2 separate regions of the Homo sapiens genome follow, and region 2 is linked to region 1. Evidence: chromatin contacts called from ENCODE Hi-C data. All regions are on one chromosome and are shown on one strand. Each heading gives the region's core, a stretch centred on a gene start or an enhancer-like site at or near the end of the contact. The rest is flanking DNA. Distances are from core to core; before and after follow the strand shown. Region 1 has its middle 250 kb from the start of LINC00924. Region 2 has its middle 300 kb from the start of LINC00924.

Region 1 (5,018 bases), core at 1,000-3,499:
CCAGCGGGGAGAGATCCAGGGGCTGATCTCACACTGTTAAAGTCACCAGATCTAATGGCATCACTTCCAACATATTCAATTCTATTTATAAATTTTTAAGTCTAATTCTATGTAATATGTATACTGCTTTTATTCAGAGCAGATTCAAACCTACTTTTTAAAAAAGAAATGCATAGATTTTAATGAGGAAAATTAAAATATAAAATAAAATTTCATTCTCTTTCCTTGTGTAACAAAAAGGTAGTTATTATTTGTAATATCTCTATAGTTAAGATGTGGCTGGGCAGTTGATAATATACTAGGTCATTGGAAAATCCACCCTTAAGTCTGAGAGACATCTTGGCCAATTATACAGTGCATCCAGACAGATGGAGCTAGTGGCAAGCTGAACTTTGACTTTCTAAAGATTTGTTTGAATGAGACATAAATTTAATATTTTCTGATCAATATTATATAAAATACATTGTATTCTGTTTTTGGACACTGAGCTCGCTTACATTTTATAATGATATTTTTAAAGGGACACATATTTTGTACATTTTTGGCAACCTCTTTTGGATAAATTCCTATAAAAGGAATTGGTTTATCAAATAATACAAGCATTTTTGAAAGTTTCATTCTTTACTGTCCTATTTCCCTCCACAATATTGCTTACACTCCCAATAACTATAGATGCAATTGTTCTAAAAAGCCAGTTAGCCACTTATAAAATAGTTATTGGGCATTTAGAATAATTGGAGTTCCACGTTAGGTGGTGAAGGTGTTTCAATGAGCACAAGAAGACCAGGAAAGGTTTTAAATTATCTGTTTAATTTAGTAGTTATAGGACTTTGCCAATGGTCTATTTTGTCTTGTGTCAATTCAAATTTATTAACTAGACATGCTTATAATATCATTTTATAATCATTTTAACGGCTCAGAATCTATGGTGATGTTCTTATTTTTATTCTTGATATTTCCTATCTTGTCTTTTCGATTTTATTGTCTTCAAATAATCAATTTTTGTTTTTATTCATCTTCATCTTCTCTACTGTATTTCAGCTTTCTATATAATTAATTTATCTTTTTATTTTATTATAGCCTTTATTATACTTTATTTGAGTTTGTTGTTTACGGTTTTTCTATTTTCTTTAGGTGAATCTTTACCGCATTGGGTTTTTTTTTTTTTTAGCCTTCTTGAGGATTGTAGATTTATTGTAGATGTTAACACGAAAGATTAAACAATACAGCTTTAAAAATGTAATATTAGGAATAATGGGAAGGAATTCCTAAACAGGACAGAAAAAGCCTTAACCAAAAATTTGAAAAAATTGATATGAAAAAAGTTAATATGTCAGTATATTTCTGTTCATCAATATAAACACTAGAAATAAAAAGTGCAGAAAGGAAGAAACTGTTCAAAACAAACATCACTCACTAAAGAATCATATTTTTAAAGACATATGATCTGATATTGGCTCATGCTTGTAATCCCAGCACTTTGGGAGGCCGAGGTGGGCAGATCATGAGGTCAAGAGATTGAGACCATCCTGGTCAACATGGTGAAACCCTGTCTCTACTAAAAATAGAAAAATTAGCTGGGCGTGGTGGCCTGCGCCTGTAGTCCCAGCTACTCGGGAGGCTGAGGTAGGAGAATCGCTTGAACCCGGGAGGCGGAGGTTGCAGTGAGCCGAAATAGTGTACTGCACTCTAGCCTGGCAACAGAGTGAGACTCTGTCTCAAAAAAAAAAAAGAAAAAAAAATGGACATAACAGATGAAAAATTACCTATTTGGTTCAATGTACTCTATTTGGGTGATGGTACACTAAAAGCCCTGACTTCTTCACTATACAAGCCATCCATGTGACCAAAACCACCTAAAGCTGTTGAAATAAAACATAAATAACATTTTTAAAGAAATGGACATGAATCTCAAACAGGCATTTCAAAGAAGAGGCTACTGAAATGACCAACAATTATATCAAAATTTACTGTATATAATCTGAAATCTGAAAATGCCAATGAAAATTACAATAAATGAAGAGCCCATATCCATCAGAAAGGCCAATATTAACAAGATTGATAATTTTACAATAACCATAGTAATCAAAGATTCCTCAAAGAATAGCCAGTGGATATTAAAATAGTTGGAAAGAAGATCCCTGGGGTCAGGATATTTTCTGACTGCCTCACCTTGTTGCTCTGGGATGCTGAGTCATGTACATGGTGTTTTTTGCAAAGAGTGACATGCACCATGAGTGCTGCAACTCCAATGATCTAATGTTTAATCAGCAATGCTGTTTCCTTGACTGCTGTTTTCTGGAACTCGGAAAGTAATTTCAAAAGATAAAAGAGAAAACATACTCTAGTAGCCTCAAAAAGTACTCCTTGTGCAGAAAAGAAACAAACTCTGGGTTCCTGAGATAAGAAGCAGATGGTGTGGCATAATAAAAAATATCTTTGACCTCTTTCAAGACCTCTATCATAAGACATAACATGAATTAGTCACTGGTTATATTTCCCAGTACAACTCAACTAGGTTTACAGTCAAATAGAAATTCCTCCCAAAATATCGTAAAATTTGTAAAGTTTGTTTTAGTTTATTACCATTATACCATATGTATTGGTTTCTCTCTGGGGGCACCTTTTTTCTCTTGTTGTTAGTAATCATAATGCATTATTGTATTTACTCATCATTTTCACTAGACTTCAGGCTCTGTGAAGGTAGGAACTATTTTTTTTTAAACATTATTCCATGGCACAGTGTAGGTGCATCATATAATCTTTCAAGTAATGAAGGGAGCAATCACACACTCATGAAGTTTTAAGAGAATGCGTCCGTAATAGCTAGCTACATGTCATTGTACTTTAGAATTAATGTTATTAACATTCTTGGCATTCAAAAGAAGCACTCACTAACAGCTGCAGAATAATGATTGGCACTGCATTGAATGGATTGGGGCAAGAACAGTCTGTGTTGGGTAAGATGCAGTTGAAACGGGAACTTATACACTATGTTAGACACATGACAACCTAGCTATATTGGCTAGACCGGTGAAAAGACTCAGAAGATAAACAGGGCACCTTATAGAGTGTCTTAAACTTGGGGATAATGAGTTTGAATTTATTAAGCATGATAAATACATAAAACTAGTTTTAGCAGTAAATGTTAAGATTTAAACAGCATTGCAGTGAAAATTAATTCAACGGCTATGTACATAATAAATTGTGGTTAAGTAGGAAAATGCAGTGAAAAGGCTGGTTAAGAAAGGGAAAGTATGGGCCAAACATCTGAGATATTCTCAGTGATTCGATTTGGAGGAAAAGGAAGTAAGATGAGTTAAGAATGGCTTTTGACAGGTAGACTACTGAGACTTGGAAAATGCACTCTGTTTCTGGGCTCTCCTTTCTTTCCTGCTACCATGTGCATTTTCTAACCCTGGGGCTTTCTCTTCAGGTCTCTTTTGTTCTTTATCTTCCTCTACTTCTCTTTTCTTCCTCCTCCATCTCTCTTTTTTCCTCACTATTTCTCTCACACTTTATCTCTTTTCCTTATGCTCTTTACTCATTTTATTGTTTCTTTTCTTACTTCCCCCTGTAATTAGCCAATTTAGGATTGAAGATCACTCTTCATGTATTTATTCAACAGTTCAAGAAAAATGAATAGACTCCACACTACTGCATGGTGATGTTATAGTTAATTAGCATATAGAGATGAATAAGATGCAATATCCTGCCTCAAGACATTTAATCATCAAACAGTGGTAAACATTCATTAATTCATCTGTTTATTTTGATTATTATTTATTTACTAAGGTACATAGTTCAATCATACATGATTCATGTTTGCAATGAATTCCAAGTTTGGTCTAAGAATAATTAAAACATTTTTATTGGTTATCAAGATGAAATGTGAAGGGATACACTCCATGTTGTTAGTACTGATTACCAGAGGGGTAGGGTTAAAGGTGAGGAGGGGAATATGGACATTTTCCTATATACAACTTTGATTTATTTCAATGAAAAGGTATTTTATAACTTAACAAATGTAATCAATCAAAAAAGTATCAAATACAATGTTATATACAACATATATTCTCTTGATAAATATGTCTTGCATTTTCTGAAATTCCCTTATCTTTATAAAACCACTTCCACTTATTATTAAGTTTAATTCTATATACTTTAATTTATTATTTTATCATTTGGTTCAGGGGCTATGAAAAGGAGGAGAAAAAGTTTTCTCAAGCTGTTTCACTGTTACTCTGCTACTGCACTCATTCAAAAAAATGTATAATTTAAATTCTCAAATCATACTTCTATTTTCTTGCTCATGTGATTTATTCAAAATTCCCTTAAAAACTACTGCTTTCATGATGAAACTAATCTTATTTATTCATTACAGCTTTGAAATCCCCTGAAATACAATGCCCATTTTCACAAACATTTTAGCCAACAGTAAATTTATTTTTCATTATTCTCTAAAGTCTAAGCAGCCAGGAACAGCAAGTCTCATTCAAGGGTTCTGTGTATTCCTTCCCCTCCCAATTACTTTCTATCCTCAAGAAAGACAGAAGTGTGTCTTGACATATTTTAGATCTTGACAAGAAACCTGTCTTAGCTGAATGTGCTTTCCCTTCTATCACATCTTTTCTTTTCCTTTTTAAGCAGTTGTCCCAGAATTTCAAAATTGAAATGAAAACCCATCATAATAAAAGCATACATTTTCAGGTTTCTGTGGAGCTTCTTGGCAAAGAACATGTCCTTTAAACTGATTTGAGAGAGAGAAATGTTGTGCTCCGATTGACAAAGGATTGCCCTACTTGTCAGATTTGTGTTTCTCTGGCTCTGTCACCTCCCCAGTAATGGATGCTGAGTCAAGCATATGGTGTTTGCTGCTGCAAGTGACACTGTGCTGGTTTTCTTTCCTATTCAAGAGGATCTTCCTCTGCCAAGTCAATTTGCAGTGGCTTGGATCTTTCAATAGGCCTTTGGTCCGACTCCAGAGTCCTTCTCAAATATCAGATGATGATGACCTC
Region 2 (5,361 bases), core at 940-3,439, 50 kb before region 1:
CAGTCCATGCTCACCATTGAGTCACACTGCATTGACTAAACAATGCTTACAGCAGAAATGTGTACACCGTTGTTCCCTAACAGCCAGTTCTACATGGAGTGGCCAGAGTAATTTTGGTAAAATATAAAGGAGATAACAGCAGTCTCAGGTTCTAAACCTGGCAATGGCTTTATGTTGCACTTGGGATAAAATCCACATTGTTAAGCCCAGTCTACATTGCCTGGCTCTCTCTGGTTCCTGATTATCTCTTGATATGGTTTGAATTTGTGTCCCCACCCAAATCTCATGTCAAATTTGAGGAGGGGTCTGGAGGGAGGTGATTGGATCATGGGGGTGGATTTCCCCTTGCCGTTCTTGTGGTAGTGAGTGAGTTCTCATGAGATCTGATGGTTTAAAAGTGTGTGGCACTTCCCCCTTCACTCTCTGTCTCCTGCTGCCATGTGAAGAAGGTGTTCGCTTCCCCTTTACCATCAGCCATGATTGTAAGTTTCCTGAGGCCTGCTTCCTGTTAGGTCTGTGAAACTGTGAGTCAATTAAGCCTCTTTTCTTCATAAATTACCCAGTCTCAGGTAGTTCTTTATAGCAGTGTGAGAATGGACTAATACATCTCTATCACCTATATCCTACCTGACAGATCTCTCTTCCTCATATGTTGGCTCTCTCAAGCCCCAACCACAGTATTCTTTGTATTAGTCTTCTCCTGTCTCAGGTTAGTTTGTCCTCTCTTTCTGAAATATTATTCCTCCAGTTCATTGCCTGGATTTCTCCTTTACCTCATTAAGATCTCAGATACATTACCTCTTCCAAGACGACTTCCTTGACCATTCCTATCTATAGTAGACCTTTCCCCTCTTTTACTGTCTATCCCTGTATCCTGCCTTGGTTTTCTTCTTAGAATTTAATCAGGACCAGACACCACTTCGTGCAGGTATTTGATAGTTTGTATGGTTCCATCACTGTCCTGCAAGTTCTGAAGTTCAGGGACTTCTCACATCTTATTTATTTCTGTATCCCCAGCACCTAGAACAGTGTCTGGCACTTTGTAGGTTCTCAATAACTCATTAAATAAATATCCAATAACCTACCATTCCATTAGGGCCATCTGAGCGATTGGGAGCTGGCTTCAGTCTTGATGATTAATTGGATTGTTCATTTTCATATACAATAAAGGGTGTCATGTAGGTTTCATAGAACCATATCATTTGAACATCTAATCAGGACATATGGTCCAAGGAAGTGTAGTTTTATTTAATGGGAGAGAAGTTTTGAGATAGATTGTCTATGAGAAAGCTTAAGGTCTAAAGTGGCTGTTTCATTGCTCAGCATTTTTGCAAGGGGAATAGATGTCACAGTGTCATTCTCCTTGATTCAATTACATCAGGATATAAGGTAAGAAGCCACATTTTAAAAAGGAAACTAACATGTAATGAGCGATGAACAGTCACTGCTCCATGTACCTTACATATATTTCCTCATTTAGTTTCCATAAGATAGATATTCTTCTCCCCAACCAACAGATAAGTCAAGTGCCTTGTGGTTGAAGCACTTGGCCACAGTAATACCTGCTCCGATTGGTAGAGCTAACATTGGTACATATGACTGTCTAGTCCTGAAGCCAGAGCACAAAAAATGGGAACTCATCCAAACCCACACATCTCTTTATCAGATATCCCCACTCCATTCACTTTCCCCAAAGTCACACCCCAATTCCAGCACCTCCCCTTCCCCTCCAATACACAAAAGTACACACACACAACAAAGCAACCTCAAATCTATGGAGGACAGCCAAGGATTTGAGGCTGAGGTTTCCTGTGCCAAGCACTCTCCCACTAAGCTGGGAATATAACACCTTCTTTTGACTTCAGTAAAGCTTCAACACAAATCTTAAACCTCATACACTCCTTTTAATCTGATTGTTACCATCCTGTGCAGTGGCAAAGTAAAGAAAGGACGTGCTTTTAAAATGGGGACACTAAGAAGATATAAGTAGGATACACAAAACACACACTTAGAGCAATTCTCAATGGGGTTAATGCATGATCTCTCCTGACCACACTTCCTCCTTCCTGTCTCCCTCTTCCTGTGCAGTAATAAGTAAATAAATGAACCAACAAGCCGCACTCTCCTATGTTTTCTTTTGAGAGAATAATATAACCTAAAAGTTTAATTGTTTCATTTTGCCCCCGCTGAGGAAAGCAAGTGCACCTACTTATGAGTCACACAGAGAGGCGATTCCTTTATATATATGATTTCATTTGTCTTTACCATGGGCCTTTAAATGCAGGCATTAATGATAAAGAGAATGCAGCTCAGAGGGAGTTCACTTAAGATGAAACAGCCAGTAAATAACTCAACTGGGATTCAAATTCAAATACGATGATTTCAACATCCACATTTTTCCACTTTCTTCTAATATGCAATAAATAAGTAAGCACATGTAGGTTGGGGCATAGAAAGTTGACTTTTTAAATTTGTTTAATTTTAATAAAACTCAGGCTACAGTTAAAAAAAAAAAAAGGAGGCAGAGAGTGGTAAAGATGGCTGCCTTGGGCACACATGGTGTCACCAGGACACGTGTTGAGATGACATCTCAACAGCTTGTTGGAAGGCAGATATTTCTGTATTTTACCTGCTGCCTGACCCACTCATGCAGGCCGGCAGTAGTTGACACAATCAAGCAATGAACTGCCTGACAGGAAGTAGCTTCTGTGCACTTCTATGCTCTCTGACTGGGAGAGGGGACTTCCTGGTGAGTAAAGCTAACAGCAGATGAATTAGTGCTTTTTACCAGCAGGAGTTGTGGACCCCTTCGTTTCTGAGGTGAAACCACCAAATACCAACTCAATCATGTCAGTGCTGTGACACCTCTTTGTCACAGGTTGACATGGGGTTTCTGAGGGGAAAGCTGGAAAAAAGCGGATATGAAATAAATGTTTATCAAAGCACATAGGGGAATAAAAGACTCAATTCTTTCTTTTCTCAAAATTACCTGAGGTGACAGACCACCAGGGAGCTGAACAGTGCAGAAAGTTGGGAACTTGGTTAATTCTATCGCGTGGCTGACTGAAACCTACACGCCGCCCTCCAAAGAACCACGCAGCCATCAACAGTCTAGTTTTCCTTCCAAGTGGCTGACATGGAAAATCAGACACAATGTGCTTCCCTGAATGCCCCAGATTCAGACAGACAACTTGAAAACATAACTTACAGATTCATTTCTGTCTCAATTTTAAATGAGGGCTATTTGAGACATTAAAAAAATTTTTTTCCCTTCCCATTTTTTTTATGAGATGAATGAGCTCAGTCGTGAGCTTAATTCTTATTTCTGGTATAGAGATTCTAGTATAACTGTCTTGTAGAGTTAACTTCAGAGTCGACTCTTTTCCTTCCTCAACTTCACGCAGTATGCTTCACCGTGCTACTGATTTAAAACATAATTTGATGCCATCCTTTGCCATAACTGTTGAATCTGAGTGATTTCTTGAAGTCTGCACCCTTCTTAATACCAAATGTGCAGATGCTAAAATGACAACTCTCAGGTCAGATATTAAAATGTACAACTTCTCCTACTCTTGTAATGCTTGGTTGATAGGCAGTTATTGTCCTGAAAACCAGTCATTGGAGTTGAAAGATAAATATTATTTCATATCTTATTGAATAAAATATATTATATCACAGGTGATGGAGACAGATTGACTCAATAAATTCTAATAGTGTATGCTGAGAAATAGTTGCAATAAAAATGCTGATGACTTCACACAGGGAGAATATTGAATGTCATTAGCATGCTATTTCCTCTGTTCTGATCTCCCTGTCATGTTCTTCACACTGTTATCATCTCTATCAGTGGATTTTTCTTTGGTTTATTGGCATGAGAAAAATGGCATATTTTAGTGTTTTAAATTATCCAGTACTTTACTGATTGCAGAAACGATGCAGTGGTGTAAGATATGGGAAATTAATATAGGATTTTACATTTAGCAAGAGCATCAGCCTTACTTGAAAGGGCTGGAAAAATGTGAGATACCACTGAGCTCTACAGTCTGTTCTCATCATGAAATTTTCTCCAAATTCTCATTTTTTCTCATTTTTATTAACTGGCTCAGTTTAGGATAAATGGAGAATTTTTCAAAGAGATTAGCTTAAAGAATTTATGAAAGAGCTTAAAAAGTTAGTTTTAAGAAGTTATTTTAACAGAGGTTAGTGACATAGATCTTATTTCATGAGATGCAAGAAGATATAGGTAATGGAACTTCTAAGGTTTGTCTTAATTTCTATTGTTTTGTATATTACTTGGGATAGGTAATAAACACATGTAATCCTGACAGAATTTAACACTTAAGTCAAAACGCCTAAATTAATCTATAAGATGAGTATTATGTTCAGAGAGTGGTAACCAGCAGTTGATGGTGAGTCCCTTGTATGGTGATGCCTTACAGAGTACTAACCAAGATCATCAATTCCAATTATTCCTACTCTTCTCTCCAGAAACCTGTGGAAATGCCCTCAGGTGACATAGCTTCTTGAATTAACCACAAATACCCAAACTGAAAATATTGCAAACTGAAGTTTTTTTTTTCCTATAAAAACCTATTCTTAATTTTCTTCCTGTCATCCTTATCTCAGTGAGTGACACCATATTTAATTTGTGACCCAAACCAGACTTTCACATCATCTTTGTCCTCTGCTTCACCCCCACCCTCCACAAGCAAGCAATTACCAAAGGTAAAGGTATTCCTTCCACGTTTTGTTTAGAATCTATCCAGTTCTCCAAATCCTGTTACCATCTTAGTTCAGGTTGTTACCATCTCTTTTTTAGATTGTTGCAATAAAATTTAATTCTTCTTCCATCTTCCAGGCCACCCACCTCCCACCCTAATATCTCGTAATTCACCACATTGTGGCAAATCTGATACTACCTCATTCTGGTGGAAATTCCTTCAATGGTTCCCCTCCATCTTCACCACCTTGTCCCAGGGGTCCATCAAATGTCTCCAAACACTTCTTGCCTTTACAACAGTAGTGAGGTCTTTTTTTGTTGTTATTGTTGTTATAGACGGAGTCTTGCTCACTCCAGTCTCTCGGAGTCTTGCTCTCACACAGGCTGGAGTGCAGTGGTGCGACCTTGGCTCACTGCAACCTCCACCTCCCGTGTTCTAGCAATTATCCCGCATCAGCCTCCCTAGCAGCTGGGACTATAGGTGCATGCTGCTACACCCGGGTAATTTCTTTTGTATTTTAGTGGAGACAGGGTTTATCTTTTAATGTCTACTTTAAATCAATAACTACAATATCAAAATATTGCCTCTTTAAAAATGGAATGTTTTGAGAACCTACAAGAGCAACATGAAATTCAAATAT

The links. A loop is a pair of places that touch in the nucleus more often than their neighbours do. Pooled maps may share reads with other maps.
Region 2: a map of endothelial cell of umbilical vein shows a loop between it and region 1 (7-fold over the local background). The contact joins two enhancer-like sites. A Hi-C loop is called at or near these places in 1 of 168 maps with a recorded cell type or tissue (endothelial cell of umbilical vein) and 1 of 50 pooled maps.

Annotation. Positions count from the first base shown.
Region 1 is chr15:95,682,227-95,687,244 of GRCh38, reverse strand. No RefSeq gene overlaps it. Among named protein-coding and RNA genes, the nearest start is that of LINC00924, 250 kb to the right of the region's middle. Within about 2 kb of position 2,249, at least 5 of the 41 ENCODE cell types and tissues checked have a DNase peak (open chromatin) inside an H3K27ac peak, as active enhancers do.
Region 2 is chr15:95,731,464-95,736,824 of GRCh38, reverse strand. No RefSeq gene overlaps it. Among named protein-coding and RNA genes, the nearest start is that of LINC00924, 300 kb to the right of the region's middle. Within about 2 kb of position 2,189, at least 2 of the 41 ENCODE cell types and tissues checked have a DNase peak (open chromatin) inside an H3K27ac peak, as active enhancers do.